Linked DNA regions of Homo sapiens: region 1 is linked to region 2. Evidence: read pairs that join two places in POLR2A ChIA-PET (ENCODE). Cell type or tissue: PC-3. All regions are shown on one strand. Links, peaks and the distances in the headings refer to the core of each region. The heading gives the core; the rest is flanking DNA. Region 1 has its middle 300 kb from the start of CACNA2D1. Region 2 has its middle 190 kb from the start of PCLO.

What was found. ChIA-PET counts read pairs that join two places held together with the same protein. Peaks named below come from ENCODE experiments on the same cell type or tissue, not always from the same donor. Only the 100,000 strongest peaks of a DNase experiment are listed, where the experiment ranks them.
Region 1: POLR2A ChIA-PET joins it to region 2 with 6 read pairs; 2 of 35 experiments call an interaction of 5 or more read pairs at or near these places.

What each region holds. Positions count from the first base shown.
Region 1 is chr7:82,740,670-82,751,438 of GRCh38, forward strand. No RefSeq gene overlaps it. Among named protein-coding and RNA genes, the nearest start is that of CACNA2D1, 300 kb to the left of the region's middle. In PC-3, for the core only: no CTCF peak of the experiment used is centred there; no DNase peak of the experiment used is centred there.
Region 2 is chr7:83,342,789-83,353,557 of GRCh38, forward strand. No RefSeq gene overlaps it. Among named protein-coding and RNA genes, the nearest start is that of PCLO, 190 kb to the left of the region's middle. In PC-3, for the core only: no CTCF peak of the experiment used is centred there; a DNase peak (open chromatin) is centred at 5,453.

The DNA of each region.
Region 1 (10,769 bases), core at 2,373-7,372, 600 kb before region 2:
GGGGTTTTAAAAATAAATTGCGTTTTTCTTTAAAATGCATGGAATGTGTCTTCTTTTATCAACATTAGCTGCCTTATTGATATTGAGTCCAGAAGCTGAGGGAAGAAAAATAAACATTTTTTAAAAATGCCAAGTTTACAGCATATCTTAGGGAAGAAAAGTGACTGTAGTGAGCAAGTATCTATAGCTTGATAAGAGTTTTTAATAATGAATTCTAAACATCAGTAAATAAAACACCATTGAATAATAATGAACTTTGCTCCTTAGGTAAGTGTCTTAAAATACATATTTTGCACTTAAAACATCCAGATGTCAAAAATATTCAGGGACTATAGGGAAACTGATTGAGATGTTTAGGAATTAACCCCCATCATCAAGACCGCTTGGCCCCTTCTGATCTCAGAACAGCTTTCATAAAAATATTCTACTGTGAGTGCATGTCAGGGGTCTTCATGTCCAAGATAGGTTGAACTTCACGATGACTAGAATAAAACATTTCCCATAAGCGCTTCCTCTCTCCCATCTCCTGACTCAAGACCCCAACATTTGGTCTTGATGTTTCTGAGGACTATGGGTTTGAGTTGTTAGTTTTAACCTATAAGTATTTGGCCTTCAGCCCTGACTCTCTCCTACTGTGCATAGGAAGGAAACCAAAAACATTCAGCTCACATTGAGCAGTAATGCTTAACATATTAAAGGCAAAGTGATACTTTTAATGGTAATTTTTGATAATGTTATTGATGGTAGCGATGATGATGATGAAGGACAACTCTAACAAATAGAAAAAAAAAAAGAACAGAAGAGAGCATAAAAAGTACCCAATAGAATGGCAATAGGCTAGATATGTTTGAACTGAGACCCTAGACCTCAATGAAAACAGAATAATTTCAATCTCAATTACATCTATCAATGTATCTAGTTCCTGGGATTTTTTTCTTCCCTGGGAGAAGACACACTTTCAAATTCCACTTTATGAGAGTACTAAACAATTGCAGAGGCAGCAGCTCTGAGCATTCCTTTGAAGTATGTACTAAAGAGGCATTTCAAGCACTGCTAAGAGTATGCTGCACCATCATTAAAAGCCAACATTAAAATTCAGAAATCAAAGGCATGTTTACACCAGGCTAAACCATTTTTTTCTTACACATTAAAAGAACATCAAGCTATCCAAAATGATTTAGTGAAAAAGTTCTTTTTTTTCTTGTTTACCCATCAACTAAGAAAGCACTGGGCCAATGTTATTCTAGTTATCTCAGCATTTTTAGCATTCTCTTTGTATAAATTTTTTAAAAGGGCAAACTTCACATATACAATATCATACTTGGTATAAGAAATAGACTATTTGAGGAAACCAAAATTATACTTAAAACATACTAGGAAGAAAATAATGGTTATTGCTCTCCAAGATAGAATGGAATATGAGGTGCACTGATTTCTAATTCCAAACTGAATCCCATTTTTCCCTATGGCCTTAAGTTTTAATTGCCATTAGATTTCTCTATCCTACTTTTTCATATTTTATAAAGAGTTCTTGTAAATGACATGCTGTGGTGGCTGTGGAAATGTCCTGCTCAGATCTTCATAAAAACCTCCTGTGGGAGGGTAGTTGATCAACAATTTCTAGCTGCTCCCCTCCTGAGCACTGAGGCCACACATCCTATAAGCTGCTCCCAGACAATGGTCAAGCACAGCAGGGTAGAACCAGTCCATGCCTGCTCAAAGTGACGCCTCCTCTAATGAACGCATTTTCTTTGAAGCGCCCTCCACCACCTTAGTGTGCCCAAGAGTTTTTCAGAACAGTTCTGCAGTCTGAAGGAGTCCTTCCTTCCCAGTCCTTCCTTTTCTTTTCATTCTTTCTTCACAGTCATGATGTTTCCATCTCGGTCTGAAGGCTCTTCCTTCAAAGGCAATACACCCGCAAATCCCTTGGACATCCAATCCTGTCCTGGTGTCTACTCAGAGGACCCAAACTGACACAGAGAGTGGTCTGAGAAAACAGGTGACAAGAAGGGGGTTGTGGGGACTGGATCATTCCCTCTCCAGTTGGCAAATAAAGTACCATACTGGACTTAGCAAGATGTCTGGCTTTTGAACAGAAATCTTCATATCACCAGCGATGAGAGAGAATTAAATATGGGCGATGATGAGAAGGGCAAGAAGATTTTTGTTCAGAAGTTCTTCCTGGTTTAGTCTTGGGAGGGTGTATGTGTCCAGGAATTTATCCATTTCTTCTAGATTTTCTAGTTTATTTCCTTGGAGGTGTTTATAGTATTCTCTGATGGTAGTTTGTATTTCTGTGGTATGTCTTGTGACTTTTTTTATGTGTGCCATGATTTAATAGATCTCATACATCAGAATTCTGATCATGAATGACTGACAGAATATTTTTCTTGGGCAGTCCTGACTTAACTAAGACTGGCTTGTGGTTAAATTAATATGTTTGGTTTTTTGAACGTTAATAGTAATTCTGATTCAGTAAATGCTATCGCTGTTTTCGTCTTCTGAAGATATGACTGGACTTTGTTAATAATGTTCAACTTTCCACAAAGACGGTGCATGCCATCTTAAAATCTATTAGAGATTGGTTTTATATTCAGATGTATATACTTGTTATATGACTATATTTAAATACTGGGGAAATCCCCCCTTTTTCTCAGAACCAAGCAAGACTCATTTGTGTTTTGTGTTATTTGCCTCCTAAAGGCTGGGCTGAAGATAAGGTGGCAAAGTCTACTTTATCTTTTTGGTTTTAACTATACCAACCTAATTAGAATTTCCTGTATCTAAAATGGTTCCTTGGCCAGGTGTGGTGGCTCATGCCTGTAGTCCTAGCAGTTTGGGAGTCCAAAGTGGGTGGATCATTTGAGGTCAGGAGTTCAAGATCAACCTGGCCAATATGGTGAAACCTCATCTCTACTAAAAACACAAAAATTAGCCAAGTGTGTTAGCACATGCCTGTAATCCCAGCTACTCAACAGGCTGAGGCAGGAGAATCGCTTGAACCCAGGAGGTGGAGGTTGCAGTGAGCCGAGATCGCACACCACTGACCTCCAGCCTGGGCAACAGAACAAGACTCTGTCTGGAAAAAAAAAAAAAGTTTCTCGTACTTATTGAAAGGCATTTTAGTGTGGTGTGTGTGTAATATCAAATAAAGAATATTTAACACTTGAAAAGGAAATACATCATCTGAAACGCAAAGCATAGATAATTTCTGAATAAGGTGGCAGCCCAATTGCTGCTGATTTCAGGAGTGATGACTTAGGAGAAGTCCCCAGGGAGAGGAATGTCCTTGGTGTGAGGATCAAGGCATTTGAAAGACACAGAGTGCACAATGCCTGTAAGGACAGCAGAACTGACTATTTACTACTAAGTTGAAGTGTTGCTTTATAGAGGTATAACGATAAATGATAAGGAAGTTGACAAATTCGTAAAGTTAGCTGTGATAGCCAGAGGCCCTTTGTGGTAGTTTAGGAAGAAGCCCTTACTCCCTGCAATGGAAGAGCTGATAGTTGCTGAGAAGCAGACCCGGGGTTTCATAGTGAGAACTACAGAGGCTCCAGAGACATTTTAACGTTCAGCAAAGACAGTACAGGTTTCCCTTAAGGTTAGGGCTGTGGTTAGGATCTCTGGAACCCTACCAGATAGAATTGGAACACCTGAGTCAACGCTGACCGGGATGGCTTTAAAACCCCTGAGGTCCTCTCATAATCCAGGAAAGTCTTTCTTGAGGACTTAGAAGCCACTCTTTTGACATGTAATTTCGAGGAAAGATAGTGCACCTATCTTTCAGTTTCTGTGTGCGAATGGGAGCCTAACTTTTATGGGCACCAATTAGCAAACATGGATGGCCTAATAATTGAGAAAAAACATTTGCAAACTCAGGATTAGCACATCCCACTGATCAACCGCCCAACCCCCACCCCATGTCCTCCAGCACTTTTCCAGTAGATCATCCCAGTTCTGAAAATTCCTCCTTCTCTTTGTTTCAATAGAGTTGACTTCAGACGACCTCTCTCTTCTGTTTTAGCAGCTTTGAATAATGTCTTCTTTGCCTTCCAGTGCAATTTTTACTTTGACCATATCCCTGAGAATTGTGGCTTTTCAGACCCCTCTGACCCTCAGAATTTGCAAAAGGGAGAAGGCTGTCCCTCCCTAGTAAGAGCTAGTACTGCTCCCCCACAGGAAAAAGCTACAGAGCAGCCTCTCCTTTGCAAGACGACAGGTGACCTTCTCAAGAGTTGCCCCTCCTGCCTATCCTGATTATAAAGCTGAAAACTGTGACTGAATTCTAGCACAATCTAACTGGAGACATGCTGGGCTGATAAGGGAGAAATGAGTTTATAAACTGAAGGAGTTTCAGGTATATGCTACAATGTACAAACAGTAGCCAAGGGATCACCCCTGGGGTTAGGTTTGAGGGTGCTTGATCACGGAAGCCAGAGTGAAAGACTGAATAAGAACAATGGACTTGGCAGCACTTTTTTTGAGACATTTTATTTTATACCCTGGTAAGGACCCCAGAATACAGAACAAACTTTCTGCTAAGAGTGGCTCTTAAAAGCCAGGAATAAGTGATGGCCCTGGCCGAGCAAAGTGGAAATGCCTGGGTTGCCTGGCAGAAGCAAAAGGCTCAGGAATGTGGGCCTGATGGAATGCATGGCATGTAGGGCCAGAAGCCCCATTAAATGTTATGCTTCATGGGAGGTCACAGGGAGTCCTTCAGCCAACAGGAATCAATTGGTGAGGGCAGCAGCATCCATAAGTTCAGTGGCAGCTCATCTCAGAATGACGGGCAGTTGGATGGAGAGGGGCTCCCAGAACAGGTCTGATTAGTATTCATGAGCATGATGAGACCCTGAATAATTGAGGCTAAGTGGCAGGGCTTAACAGACAAAAGCAGGGGACACACAAGATTGGAGTAGTCAAGGGGGCTTGACCTTCAGGGAGTTATGGAGGTTGTTAATACAATATGGCATCACTAGGGGCAAAATAGATGGGTAGCTAATGAGTGAGCTGCTTGACATCTGCAATCAGAAATAAGCTAGAATGAAGAAGCGGGAGGCTGAGGCCAGTTGCCACAAATAAAGTTACAATGCTTTGCCTAGTTCTCACGCCTAAATTAATTTTGAGTTTCAGGATTCATTTACTAAAGGGATGACCATGTGCCCATAAAGGAACAAGTCTCCAATACAAAGCATGTATATACTGTAATGATTCCCCAAGTCTTTTCTCAAAGGGACTTCTAGTTATTTACTCATGTGACCATCTACTAGGAAAAAAGAAGTACTCAGAGGAATGTTGAACAGATTTCTGAGTTGACGTTGATACCTGGTGACTCAGTGAATCATCATGGCGCTCTAGTTAGGGTGGAGATTTACAGGAGCCACGTAATAAGTGGAGTCTGCTAAAGCCTGGCCTAGAGTGGATTCACTGTGTTCACAGACATATCTGGTGGTCATTTCCTGGTCTTCAATATGCAATTGGTATTTTACCTGGCATTTGGCATATTCCCCATGTTTGGTCTTTGGACTTCTTGGAAAGACCAAGTGGAAACCTCTGAAATTATTCTTCCCTCCTACCTGTACCAAGATAGTAAATCAGTGTATCTCTGGGGGACAGGGAGGAAAGGTAGAATAAACATGCCATTCAAGAGCTAAAGGTTGCAGGGATGTATGGCCCTAGCATATCTCTGCTTAACTTACCATTCTTCCCCATGGGTGAAATAAATGGATCCTGGAGAATAAATATAGACTATAGATACTGTAAGCTCAGCCAAGTAATAGTTCTTGTTGTAGCTACTATACCATGGGTGGTATTATTGCTAGAGCCGATATTAAGGCTTCAGGTAATGTAGTATGCAGATGTGGATTTTGCAAATGCATAATTTAAAAAAATTCTGATCAGAAAAAATCACGGAAATTTTCATATATGTGGAATGGACAGCAATATTGACTTACAGTTTTACCCTAGGACTATATTAACTCTTTCAACCCTTTGTCATAATATATTTAAAATGGATCTCAACCATCTGGACACTTCATAGGCTATTACATTGATTTGTTGATTTATTGTGATTTATTTATTTATTTTATTGATGACACTATGCTGATTTAGACAGTTCAAGAAACAGTGGCTAGTATTTTGGAAGCCTTGCAAAGACACATTTCTGAAAACTGCAATTTCAGTCAGGTTTTTTGGGGTCCAGTGATCAGGGGCATTTGAGGTATCCCCTGCAAAGTAAAGGTCAAATTTATGTATCTTCTTGCCCTTATCACAGAAAAGGAAGCACCACACCTGAAAGACCTTTTTGGATCGTGGCTGGAACACATTTTGAACTTAACAATATTGTCTAGCCCTTAAGTCCAGTGATATGAAAGGATGATAGCTTTAAATGAGTTCTAGAATAGAAAAGGGCTCTGCAGCTGGTTGAGGATGTGGGTCAAGCAGCCCTACCACTTGGATCATGTAATCTCTCCGGCTCTAAATTGTTGTAAACGTCAGTAGTGGGAGAAGATGGAATGTAAGTTTATGGTAAACCCCAGTGTGAGAATCTTAGTGTATCCTACTGGGATTCTGAAGCAAGGCCATAACATCTGCAGTGGGGAATTATACTCCATTTTAGAATCACCTTTTGGCATGACAGTTGGCCCTTGTACAGATGAAACACTTGACCATGGGGCACCAAGTAAGCATGTTCCCGGAACTGCCCATAATGAGCTGGCTCTCTTAGATCTACGTGTCATAAAGTCAGCAGGCTCAGCAGCAGTCCATCACAAGTTAAAAGTACTACATTGGAGATCAAGTTTAAGCAACAACAAGGGCACAGGCAGGCTGTATGAGCAGGTGGCCTAGACCCACATGTCACTCAGGATGGTTGTACCAGTGCTCTTTACTTGGTGCATTTTCTAAGACCAGCTGAAGAAAAAGAAAAATACCCATGCTTGATTTATAGACAGGCAGTCTCAGTATTTGAGCTCAAATTGAAAATGGATGACAGAGGACTGTAGCATTACTTGATAATCAGTAGAGAGAAAACATCTTCCCAACACGTGGAGGTGAAAATGAAGAACCTGGTCATCCAGTCTGAGGAAGGAGAAATGGCCTGAGGGGACAATATATACAGATTTCTGGACATTTACTAATGGCCTTGATGGCTGGTGAGGGGCCTGGGGGGAAAAGACTGGAGGATCAGAGACAAGAAGGTCTATGATAGAGTATGGGCGGACACATGGGAACGGGTACAGAGTGTGAAGATTTTTGCATCTTAAGTTAATACCTAAGAAAGCATATATGAAAGAAGATATAGTGAACAATGAAGTAGTCAAAATGATTTGGTTAGATGAAGTTAGCCACCTTTGTCAATGACCTCTCCAGAAGTAGGATAATGGGCACATACATGAAATGGCCCAGTCATAATACTGGTATTTCTTGATCATGATCAAAGATTAGATTATGCTTATGCTTATTGGTTTGCCTCGTAATTGTCCTCCATACCTTTCTATTGTGCTTAAAAATCTAAAAACTAAGAATTATGACAATTATATGAACAAATTATGAGGTTCAGAAAAAAATTGGAAATACCAGAAATTATAGAACTGGACAGGGTTCTAGCAGAAGCACAATACATTGCCCAGAAAGTGAGCTTATTTTATTGGTTACTTGTATTTAGAGTCAGATATTGACTCAGATTGAGTATTAAAATTTAGTTTTAAATATTGGCTAATTATAGTGATTTTTTGAGAAATTATGTATAAATGGGCAACAAGCTAGAAAACAGAAAGATTTTATTTAAAGAATGCAATAGTGTTGTCAGTTTTGTTAGATCTGTGGGGAACACTGTGGATGATGTAGTCCAGCTCTTTAACTTGGGAAACCTGAGGCCTTAAGGATACCCGCCCAGTGTTGTAGCACTAATTAGTGTCAAAATTATGGTTTAGAGCCCAATTCTCCTGACTAAATATTCTGTATTTTTAAAAACTAAGTCATATAGTCTCTTGTACATAGAATAACCTTACTTGAAAATACTGTGGCTACCCACATAAATCCCTATACCTTGAAATAACTGATCTATTCATTTAAGTTATCTTAATGAGGTGGCCTTGAATAAATCTTGTGTTTTGTTCTTTCAAAACAAAAGTGAAAATGGAATTGAGATAGTAGTTGTAATTTTAAAAAGTGTGACAAGTGATAGCAGGTTAAAAATTCCCAAATTAATCCATGTAGCAAAACTGCATTTGGACCCTCTAAATCTATGAAAATAAAAAAAATTACAAAATTCTCAAATTAGTAAATTGTCTCAGCTATTTGTTCACAGATTTGAGAGTGAACATCTTTTGGAAGGTGTTAATTAACCTATTCCACCACTGGCCAATCTTTTTGATTGTTTACCTTCTGGAGAAGAGGTTACAGATTTTACCGACCTTATTTTCATCTTGTATTTCAATTCATTGTAAATTTACAATTGATTTCAATTCATTGTAAATTTACAATTTCAATATGCTTTTGGTCAGGTTAGTGACAACTCACTTTCAAGGTTATTTCCACTTCAGGGGTGTGTGTGTGTGTGTGTGTGTGTTGGAGGTGGCAAGTGGTTGGGAAGTTAAGAATGTGACCAACTTGGTCTTAACATTTCCCTCAGCTTGACCACACTCATGACAGTGACAGGCTTCTTCTTCTTCTTTCTTCTTTCCTCCTTCTCCTTCTTCTTCCTCCTCCTCCTCCTCTTCCTTCTCTCTCCTCCTCCACTTTTCCTCCTCCTCCTCCTTTTTAAAATCAGGAATACTTTTGCAGAAAATATAGATAGGCTTCTAGACTCAAAGCCTGCCTTAAGACAGTTTTATAGACCAGGATGGTCTTTCTCAAGGATGATGCAGCCGTCCCTTTAAAATGCAGTCATCAAGGAAGATAGTGTCCCTATCTCCTAGTCTCTTGCTGGAGAGAGAGAACTTCAATGGGTTCCTTGCTCCCAGTTGTAAATTCCTATCATGTCATGAAGATAATGACAAATGTATTTGGAGTGGGAGAGGAGAAGGAAGAGGATTTACTTAGGCATTGAATTTAAGTATTTAAGTCTTCATTCTTCCCTCCTTCTCTTCCCTTAGCCAATTACGTCTACTTATTCCCCTGTGAGGTAACCTATCCTTTCTTTTGTGATAATCATGCCCTGAATTTTCATAGTTATTAGAATCACACTATATTTTTTGTCCACATATATATAAAACTTATTCATATTGACGTGTATAGCTCTTGTTTGTTCATTTTTGTTGTTTCATGTTATTCTGTTGCATTAATATACTGTAAAATATTTACCTATTTTATTGTTGATGTTTGGGTTGTTTTGAGTTTGTGGCTATAAAGAATGACACCAATATAAATATGATTGCAAGGATGATATCAAAAATATTTAATGATGGGTAAGGCAAGGTCACATACCAATCATAAGTTGCCAAACCCATCTGTGTGGAAGCTTGGACGTGTCTCCTGGTGCACATTTTCAAAAATTTTTCTGATATCTGTATCTAGGAATGAAATTATTCAATTATAAGGCACTTACTTTGTAAAGGCATTTAACTGTACAAGGTAATTTCAAGCTATTTTAAAAAATGGTTGTACCAATTTATGCTTATATCATTTTATGCTTACATGAGAATTGTTAATACATTGCCAACGTCTGAGTTCCCTAGAATATATTTTTACCAATGTAATGTGCATATGATGTCTCATTGTAGTTTAAACTGGAATTAACCAGAAACTAATGAGGCTGGGCATCCATGCACGCTTATTAATCATTTGAATTTCTTTGTCCTCTGATTTATTTATGTATTCTTGACAGTAGTCCTTTTAAAATTGCTTTAGATAACAAATATCTTTCTGAATTTTGTGGCATTTCTTGTCAATATTTTTATAATTTATGAGAAACAGAAGTCTTTATTTTTATGTAGTTGCATTTATCAGGTTTGCCTTTTGATTAGTATTTTTCTGTCTTAAGAATTTTTTATAACTCGAGTTTATAAAATTTTTTCTATATTATCCTCTAAATGTTTTATAAATTTGACTTTCACATTGAAGTTTTAAAATTAAATGCAATTTATTTTTGCTAATTGTGTGAAGTAAGATCCAGTTTTATCTTTTCAAGCAGTTAATTGACCCACACTATTCATTAAAATTTCATGATTTTATCGCAGATCTATTTTGCCTCCTGTGTTATATATATTTGTGTGTTAGTCTGCTGGTCTCACTATTTTGTTCTGTTGTTCAATTTATCTATCCTGTGTCAGTACTATACTCTTTTAACTTTGGTCCTTTTTTTTTTTATTCCTTAGGATTGTCTAGAGTGTAACTTGTGTACTTTTATGAGTCTTGATAACTATTAGAAAATAGTTTTCAATCTTGTTCTTCCTCTTCAAGTATGCTTTGACTTTCTTGGCATTTTGTGCATCAACATAAATTTGTAATCTTCTTGTGAAATTTCACATATATTTAAGAATGTGGTTGCATTGGGCTGGGCGCAGTGGCTCACGCCTGTAATCCCAGCACTTTGGGAGGCTGAGGCAGGCGGATCACGAGGTCAAGAGTTCGAAACCAGCCTGACCAACATAGTGAAATCCCAACTCTACTAAAATACAAAAATTAGCCGGGCGTAGTGGCGTGCACCTGTAATCCCAGCTCCTTGGGAGGCTGGCGCAGGAGAATCGCTTGAACCCGGGAGGCGGAGTTTGCAGTGAGCCGAGATCGCACCACTACATTCCAGCTTAGCCGACAGTGCGAGA
Region 2 (10,769 bases), core at 2,590-7,589:
AGAAGTAGGCTTCAGATGGTGGGTAATAACAAACTCCTCTGGGCTAAAGGAGCATGTTCTAACTTAATCCAAGGAAGCCAAGAACCTTGAAGAAATGTTAGATGAATTGCTAACTAGAATAACCAGTTTAGAGAAGAACATAAATGACCTGATGGAGCTGAAAAACACAGCACGAGAGCTTCTTAAAGCATACACAAGTATCAATAGCTGACTTGATCAAGCAGAAGAAAGGATATCAGAGACTGAGAATCAACTTAATGAAATAAAGCATGAAGACAAGATTAGAAAAATAATGAATGAGAAGGAACAAACAAAGCCTCCAAGAAATATGGGATTATGTGAAAAGACCAAACCTTCATTTGATTGGTGTACCTGAAATTGATGGGGAGAATGGAACCTAGCTGGAAAACACTCTTTAGGATATTACCCAGGAGAACTTCCTCCACCTAGCAAGACAGGCCAACATTCAAATTCAGGAAATACAGAGAACACCACAAAGATACTCCTCGAGAAGGGTAACCCCAAGACAGATAATTGTCAGATTCACCAAGGCTTAAATGAAGGAAAAAACGTTGAGGGAAGCCAGAGAGAAAGGTCAGGTTACCCACAAAGGGAAGCCCATCAGACTAACAGTGGATCTCTCTACAGAAACCCTACAAGCCAGAAGAGAGTGGGGGCCAATATTTAACATTCTTAAAGAAAAGATTTTCAACCCAGAATTTCATATCCAGCCAAATTAAGCTTCAGAAGCAATGGAGAAATAAAATCCTTTACAGAAAAGCAAATGCTGAGAGCTTTTGTCACCACCAGGCCTGCCTTACAAGAGCTCCTGAGGGAAGCACTAAATATGGAAAGGACAAACCAGTACCAGCCACTGCAAAAACATACCAAATTGTAAAAACCATCAACACTATGAAGAAACTGCATTAACAAAAGGGCAAAATAACTAGCTAGCATCAAAATGACAGGATCAAATTCACACATAACAATATTAACCTTAAATGTAAATGGGCTAAATGCCCCAGTTAAAAGACACAGACTGGCAAATTGGATAAAGAGTCAAGACCCATTGGTGTGCTGTATTCAGGAGACCCATCTCACATGCAAAGACACACATACACTCAAAATAAAGGGATGGAGGAAGATTTACCAAGCAAATGGAAAGGAAAAAAAGTAGAGTTGCAATTCTAGTCTCTGATAAAACAGACTTTAAACCAACAAAGATCAAAAAAGACAAAGAAGGTCATTACATAATGGTAAAGTGATCAATGCAACAAGAAGAGCTAGCTATTCTAAATATATATGAACCCAATACAGGAGTACCCAGATTCATAAAGCAGGCTCTTAGAGACCTACAAAGAGACTTAGGCTCCCACACAATAATAATGGGAGACTTTAACACCCCACTGTCAGTGTTAGACAGATCAATGAGACAGAAAATTAACAACAATATCCAGGACTTGAACTCAGCTCTGGACCAAGCAGACCTAATAGACATCTACAGAACTCTCCACCCCAAATCAACAGAATATACATTCTTCTCAGTACCACATCACACTTATCCTAAACTTGACCATATAAGGAAGTAAAACACTCCTCAGCAAATGCAAAAGAATGGAAATTATAACAGTCTCTCAGACAACAGTGCAATCAAATTGGAGCTCAGGATTAAGAAACTCACTCAAAACCGCACAACTACCTGGAAACTGAACAAACTGCTCCTGGATGACTACTGGGTAAAGAACAAAATTAAGGCAGAAAGAAATAAGTTCTCTGAAACCAATGAGAACAATGACACAACATACCAGAATCTCTAGGACACATTTAAAGCAGTGTGTAGAGGGAAATTTATAGCACTAAATGCCCACAGAAGAAAGCAGGAAAGATCTAAAATCAACACCCTAACATCACAATTAAAAGAACTAGAGAAGCAAGAGAAAACAAATTCAAAAGCTAGCAGAAGAGAAGAAATAGCTAAGATCAGAGCAGAACTGAAGGAGATAGAAACAAAAAACTTCCTTCAAAAAATCAATGAATCCAGGAGCTTGTTTTTTGAAAATATTAACAAAATAGATAGATCAGTAGCCAGACTAATATAGAAGAAAAGGAAGAAGAATCAAATAGACACAATAAAAAATGATAAAGGGGATATCACCGCTGATCCCACAGAAATACAAACTACCATCAGATAATACTACAAACACCTCTAAGCAAATAAAATAGAAAATCTAGAAGAAATGGATAAATTCCTGGACATATATACCCTCCCAAGACTAATCCAGGAAGAAGTCGAATCCCTGAATAGACCAATAATAAGTTCTGAAATTGAGGCAGTAATTAATAGCCCACCAACCAAAAAAAGCTGAGGACTAGATGATTTATAGCCAAATTCTACCTGAGGTACAAAGAGGAGCTGGTGCCATTCCTTCTGAAACTATTCCAAGCAATAGAAAATGAGGGACTCCTTCCTAACTCATTTTATGAGGTCAGGATCATCCTCATATCAAAACCTGGTGGAGACACAACAAAAAAAGAAAATTTCAGGCCAATATCCCTGATGAACATCGATGCGAAAATCCACAATAAAATACTGGCAAACAAAATCCAGCAGCACATCAAAAAGCTTATCCACCATGATCAAGTCAGCTTCATCCGTGGGATGCAAGGCTGGTTCAACATATGCAAATCAATAAACATAATCCATCACATAAACAGAACCAATGACAAAAACCACGAGGTTATCTTAATAGATGCAGAAAAGGCCTTTGATAAAATTCAACACCCTTTCATGCTAAAAACTCTCAATAAACAAGGTATTGATGGATCATATCTCAAAATAATAAGAGTTATTTATGACAAACCCACAGCAAATATCATAGTGAATGGGCAAAAACTGGAAGCATTCCCTTTAAACTAGCACAAGACAAGGATGCCCTCTCTCACCACTTCTATTCTGCATAGTATTGGAAGTTCTAGCCAGGGTAATCAGGCAAGAGAAAGAAATAAAGGGTATCAAATAGGAAGAGAGGAAATTGAATTGTCTCTGGTTGCAGATGACATGATTGTATATTTAGAAAACCGCACATCTCAGCCCAAAAATCTCCTTAAGCTGATAAGCAACTTCAGCAAAGTCTCAGGATACAAAATCAATGTGCAATAATCACAAGCATTCCTATACACCAATAATAGACAAACAGAGAGCCAAATCATGAGTGAACTCCCATTCACAATTGCTACGAAGAAAATAAAATACATAGGAATAAAACTTACAAAGAATGTGAAGGACCACTTCAAGGAGAACTACAAGCCACTGCTCAAGGAAATAAGAGGACAAATGGAAAAACATTCCATGCTCATGGATAGGAAAAACCAATATTGTGAAAATGGCCATACTGCCCAAAGTAATTTTATATTCAATGCTATCCCCATCAAGCTACCATTGACTTTCTTCACAGAATTAGAAAAAACTACTTTAAATTTCATGTGGAACCAAAACAGAGACTGTATAGCCAAGACAATCCTAAGCAAACAGAACAAAGCTTAAAGCATCATGCTACCTGATTTCAACCTATACTACAATGCTACAGTAACTAAAACAGAATGGTACTGGTACCAAAACAGATATATAGACTGATGGAACAGAACAGAGGCCTCAGAAATAACGCCACACATCTACAACCATCTGATCTTTGACAAACCTGACAAAAACAAGAAATGGGGAAAGGATTCCCTATTTAATAAATGTTGTTGGGAAAACTGGCTAGCCATATGCAGAAAACTGAAACTGGATCCCTTCCTTACATCTTTTACAAAAATTAACTCAAGATGGATTAAAGACCTAAGCTTAAGACCTAAAACCATAAACTCTCTAGAAGAAAACCTAGGCAATACCATTCAGGGCATAGGCATGGGCAAAGACTTCATGACTAAAACACCAAAAGCAATGACAACAAAAGTCAAAATTGATAAATGTGATCTCATTAAACTAAAGAGCTTCTGCACAGCAAGAGAAACTATCATCAGAGTGAACAGGCAACTTACAGAGTGGGAGAAAATTTTTGCAATCTATCCTTCTGACAAAGGGCTAATATCCAGAATCTACAAGGAACTTAAACAAATTTACAAGAAAAAACCAACCTCATCAAAAAGTGGGCAAAGTATGTGAACAGACACTTCTCATAAGAAGACATTTATGTGGCCAAAAAACATATGAAGAAAAGCTCACCATCCCTGGTAATTAGGGAAATGCAAATCAAAACCACTTTGAGGTACCATCTCATGCCAGTTAGAATGGCAATCATTAAAAAGTCAGGAAACAATAGATGCTGGAGAGGATGTGGAGAAATAGGAATGATTTTACATGGTTGGTGGGAGTGTAAATTAGCCAACCATTGTGGAAGACAGTGTGGAGATTCCTCAAGGATCTAGAACCACAAATACCATTACTGGGTATACACCCAAAGGTTTATAAATCATTCTACTATAAAGACACATGGACACGTATGTTTATTGTAGCACTGTTCACAATAGCAAAGACTTGGAACCAATTCAAATGCCCATCAATGATAGACTGGATAAAGAAAATGTGGCACATATACACCATGGAATACTATGCAGCCATAAAAAAGGATGAGTTCATGTCCTTTGCAGGGACATGGATGAAGCTGGAAACCATCATACTCAGCAAACTAACACAGAAACAGAAAACCAAACACCGTATGTTCTCATTCCTAAGTGGGAGTTGAACAAGGAGAACACATGGACACAGGGTGGGGAACGTCACACACCGGGGCCTGTCAGGGGTCGGGGGGCTAGGGGAGGTATAGCATTAGGATAAACACCTAGTGTAGATCATGGGTTGATGGGTTCAGCAAACCACCATGGCACGTGTATACCTATGTAACAAACCTGCACATTCTGCACATGTATCCCAGAATTTAAAGTATACAATAAAAAAGAAATCATTTCCCCTCATTATTCAAAAACTATACAGTATTTACATCTATGTGCAAAACACTGATCTATGTGATATACAAATATGACTCAAGAAACTGAGAAACAACTCAATAAAGAACATATCAATTATTGACATCTATATAAAACAAGTATATTATGAGGCACATTATGGCACAATATAGTTAGTCTCATGAAGAAAGCATAAGAAAATTCTTATAGCTGAGCGGAAAGAAATCACGCTGGGCTGTCAGCCACATGTAAAGCTCATAGCAATTGTTATCTCATAGCAATCTACAGGACAATAAATTGTCCTAAGCCAAGGGTCATAAAAAATGAGGACTTCAACCCATTCTTATCTAGATCAGCTGTGGACACCTCTATAAGAAGATTCAGTTCTCAGAGTCCTCCTTCTCCACTAATAGACCTTAACAGATTTCTTATTCTGCCACTTAGTCTATCTCAGAGAAGGATGCTGGTGAATTTCACAGAGCTGAGTCACAGGCACATTCTGCAAAGCAGCTCCTCCCCTTATCTGACAGTCACGAGGCACTTACTAGAAAGCAGTCTCTGGTTTATACCCTTTCTATTATGATAACTGTCGAAATAACCAGCTCATTACAGAGCCCACTCACGTGAAAAATTCACAGCCAGACCTACTTATTAAATCAGAGCAAAAGGAGGGCTGCTCTTATTCCTGTGCCCAGGTCACTCTAAGCTATATTTATATTTCAAATTCAATCTATCTCTAAATGAAAGACAAAATGGTATATTTAGAAGAAGTCTATGAAATATCTCTTTTTAAACCTTAAAAGAGTAATTTTTTTTATTGGATTTTTGCTCTTGTTGCCCAGGCTGGAGCGCAATGGTGTGATTTCAGCTCACTGCAACCTCCGCCTCCTAGTTTCAAGCAATTCTCCTGTCTCAGCCTCACAAGTAGCTCGGATTACAGGCATGCGCCACCACGTCCAGCTATTTTTTTTTGTATTTAGTAGAGACGGGGTTTTACCATGTTGGCCAGGCTGGTTGCGAACTCCTGACCTCGGGTGATCCACCCACCTCAGCCTCCGAAGTGCTGGGATTACAGGCATGTGCCACCGTGCCCGGCCTAAAAGAGTAAATTTTCAAAGAACATGATCCTAAAACTGCCTTTAGCATGATTTTTTATTAAGAACATTGACCTGGTTTATAACCAACTAAAGGAATGACAGTTTAGGCTCAGATGTTTTTAGAAACTGCACATAACTTTTATCCTGGAAACATGTAGTGAACCCTGATTGTACTACGTATGTATTTTTCTTCTCACCATTGCCTTCCCAGGGATACGGCTAGTAGCATTCTAAAGAAAATTGTATTATTGCTCTGCCTTGTAAAGTCAACTGCTTACAGTTGAAGGATTCATACCCAGTGGTTTTAAGACTTACTCCCTGACACACCAAGAAGTAAGGAAAAAATTTTACTCAGGTCCTCATGTGAGCCATGAGATGTTAAGGGAGTATAGTATGTAGGTTAAACCTGGGGCTCTGAGGTCAATCTTACTGAGTTTGAACCCCAGGTCTACCACTTACTTCTCTGCAGTAAAATGGGTGGTAAAAGTCCTCCCACTTGGGGTTGGAGGGAACATTAAATGAGATATTGCATGCATGGGGCCTTGTCCATTGTAAGTGCTAGCCATTGACAAAGAACCTCTGAAAGCACTCTTCATACAACCCCCTTTGCTGGGAAAAAGGTTTCATCTACCAAATCTCCTAGGAAAGTTGAATTGCTTCTTGTCTACTTTTCTGATATTTTGTAAGTAACAACTCCTAATAAAACAATTTACCTGAGCAAATGGGTACTATGTTAGAAGACTAAATCCTTTCTGTATTCTAGGGGTCATATGAACATTAGCAATGTTTTAACTGAAATGCCTGGGAGAAGGACTAAGTTACTCTGGTAAGAATATAAAAGAGGTGTGTTTTGTCAGGGTGAATATCACATTGCAAACATGGCTGTCTGCTTGCATTGCTACTGAGGGCTGACACTAAAAGCAATATTACTGTTCTAAAGCTCATTAGTTTTCTTAAAAATACCATCAATCAAGCTCGGTGAGAAAGAGGAAGAGATGATTCTGCCAGATGTGTTTATGTTAACATAATATTGGCCAGAGAAAGCACTGTTCCAGAGAAAATGTGAGGCTCAGCCTGGTATCAGTGTCAGAGTTTGAACATGTTTCATGATAGCCTCCACTTGATTAATGGTATTATTTTTGGCATAGCAGTCTTGAGCTTCTCACTCACTATGTGCTCAGAGGTCTTCAAATCTCTTTATTAATGAAGAACATGATTTAACTAGTGCAAAAATGGAACCCCAAAACACAGAGGCTTAAATAATATAACACTTTATTTCTTTCTCACATAAAAGTTTAAAAGTGAAGAGTCCAGGACTAATGGGGTACACTTGATACTCTCAACATGAATTCCAGATGGGGTCCAAGGCAGCAGATCCAATGCATACTACTTCTGCCAGCAGTGAAAGGAAAGAGGAGAAACAAACAACTTCTGTTGTAGGAAATATTCCTCATGTAATTTCTGCTTATGTTTTAATTAGCCTGAGAGAAACCAAATCTCTCTACCTAGCTGCAAGGGAGTCTAGCTTATTGTCTGTGTGTCCAGCTGTAAGTGACATGATTCCATTATTGCAAGGAAGAGAGAGCAAATGAAAATTGGGGATGAGCATCAACTTCTAGTACAGGTTCCTCACACAAAGTCAATAATTTAGTTTCTATTGCATTCATACTTGCTTTGCTCAATAAACTTTTTCTATGAACCATTCTAGCTATAATTGTCACCATGGGAAAATCCATTTCTTGTACTTATTTTCCTCTTTACACTTTTGCTATTGGTGGTACCTTTCCCTAAATCATATTTAGCTCTCAAAATCCTATCTTTTTTAAGACTGTGAAGGCTTATGTCTAGGTGTGCAATAATCCAGGACCTTGCCTTAAAGGAAAACAATATAGAAGTAAAGTAAGCCAAATGGGACCTGTTTACTAGGGCAAAGAGCTGGAAGCCACCACAGTCAGGGCAGTCAGACAACCCAACAGGCTAAACAAATATCAGGATCTTCTTAACTAGCAGGGCATAGCTTTAGGTAAGCTCAACATTTTGGCTATGTCTAGTTAAAAACTAACACAGAGTGTTAGAATAATTAGATTTTTCCCTTAGAAAATGAGCCCAAGAAAATATTTAGAGGGAGTGGGTAAAAGAATGTGTAACACTGTAATTTCTTTACTTTCTGGGACAGCCAAGAAAGTAAGCTGCTTGGGACTCTACAAATAGTAGAGTCAGCTTATGGACTCTATTAAGACTTTCCCAGGGCAACATTGTGATTGGATGTGGTGAGAATACTTGATCCTGGCCATGCCTCTCTTTTTTCTCTCCTCCCAACTTTATAGAGGTATAATTGGTATATAAAAACTGCACATAAGTAATGTATACAATTTATGAGTTTGGACATATGTATGCATTCATGTTACCATTACCACAATCAATGCAATAAACAAATTCATAGCCTCCAAAAGTTTTTTAATCTCCCTGTTTTTTTTGGTGGTAAAAATACTGGACATGAGATTGAGATTGACCATTTTAAAAAATTTCTAAGTGCACAATATTTGTTCTTAATTATAGGCATTATGTTGTACAGAAGATCTCTGGAAGTACTTATCTTGTATAGTCTAACTGTAACTTCATACCCATTGAACAACATCTTCCCATATCCCCCTCTTCTCAGCTCCACCATTCTATTGTCTGCTTCTATATGTTTGACATTTTAGATGCCTCAAACAAGAGGAATCATGTAGTATATGTCTTCTACATGTGGTTTCTTTCACTTAGCATTAATGTCCTCCAGGTTCATGGATATTGTCACATATGGTAAGATTTCCTTCTTTTCCAAGGCTGAATAATATTCTATTGAATACATATATACATGTTTTCTATATTGTCTCATCCATTGATGGGCATTCAGGTTGTTTCCATATCTTGGCCATTGTGGATAAGGCTGCAATGAATATGGGTGTGTAGATATCCCTTAAAGATTCTGATTTCAATATTCTTGGAAATATATCTGGAAAGGGAGTATAGGCTAGATCATATGGTTGTTCTATTATTAATTTTTTGAGGAACCTGCACACTGCTTTTTGTCATGACTGTACCATTTTATATTCCCACTATCAGTGTACAAAGGTTCCAACTTCTCCACAACGTTGCCAACACTTGTTATCTTTTGTTTTGTTTTTTTTTAATAATAGCCATGCTAATAGGTGTGAGATGATATCTCATTGTGGTTTTGAAGTACATTTCCGCGATAATTAGTGATGTTGAGCAAATTCTCATGTACCTGTTTGCCATCTGGATGTCTCTTTGGGAGAAATGTCCATTCAAGTCCTTGCCCATTTTTTGAGTCAGGTTGGTTTGTTGTTGTTGTTGTTGAGTTTTAGGAGTTCCCTATATATTTTGGAAATTAATTCTTTATTATATACACACTTTACAAATTTTCTACCATCCCATAGGTTGCCCTTTCACCCTGTTGATTGTTTCCTTTACTGTGCAAACTATTTTAAGTTTGATGTAGTATCACTTATCTATTTTTGCTTTTGTTGCCTGTGTTTTGGGTGTCATATCCAAGACATCATTGTCAAGACCAATGTGAAGATGATGTTTCCAATTTTTTATAGAAGTTTTACTGCTTCGGATCTTATGTTAAAATCTTTAATTCATTTGAGTTAATTTTTATGTGTGGTATAAAATAAGAATCTAATTTTGTTCTTTTGTATATAGATAAGTAGTTTTCCCAACACCAATTATTGAAGAAACTATCATCCTTTCCCCATTGTGCATTCATGGCATCCTTGTTGAAAATCAGTTGACCATACATGAGTGAGTTTATTTCTGGGCTTTCTATTTTGTTCCATTGGTCTGTATGGCTGTTTTATACCAGTAGCATATTGCTTTGAATATTGTAGCTTTATCATATATTTTGGAATCTGGAAGTGTGACACCTCCAGCCTTATTCTCATTCAAAATTGCTTTGGCTATTCTGAGTCTTTTGTGGTTTCATATGAATTTTAGGATTGTTTTTGTCTGTTTCCATTAGAAGTGTCTTTGGGATTTCGATAGGGCTTGTAATGAATCTAAAGATTACTCTGACTTATATAGATAGTTTAACAGTATTAATTCTTCCAATCTATGAGCATTGGAGGTCTTTCCATTTATTTGTTTCTACTTCAGTTTCTTTTATCAGTGCTTTATAGTTTTCAGTATACAAGCCTTCCACCTTCTTGGTTATGTGTAATCCTAAGTATTTTCTTTCTTTTTTGTTTTCCAACTTTATTGAAGTATAGATAACAAAATTGTACATATTTAAAGTGTACAATTTAATGATTTAATATATATATATATACATTGTAAAATACGCACCACAATCAGGCTTATTAACATATTTATCACCTCACATAGTTACCTGTGTGTGTGTGTGTGTGTGTGTGTGTGCGTGTATGCTGAGAACACTTATCACCTACTCTTTGCAAATTTTAAATATAAAATACAATATTTTTAACTATAGTCACATTATTATACATCAGACTTCCAAAATTTACTCGACTTGCATAACCGAAATTGTATTTTTTTGCATTATTTTATTATATTCCTTTTGATGCTGTCGTAACTGTGATTGTGTTAATTTCTTTTTCATATAGCTTTTTGTTGGTGTATATAAACACACTGGATTTTGGTGTGTTGATTTTATTTCTTATAACTTTAGTGAATTTATTACTT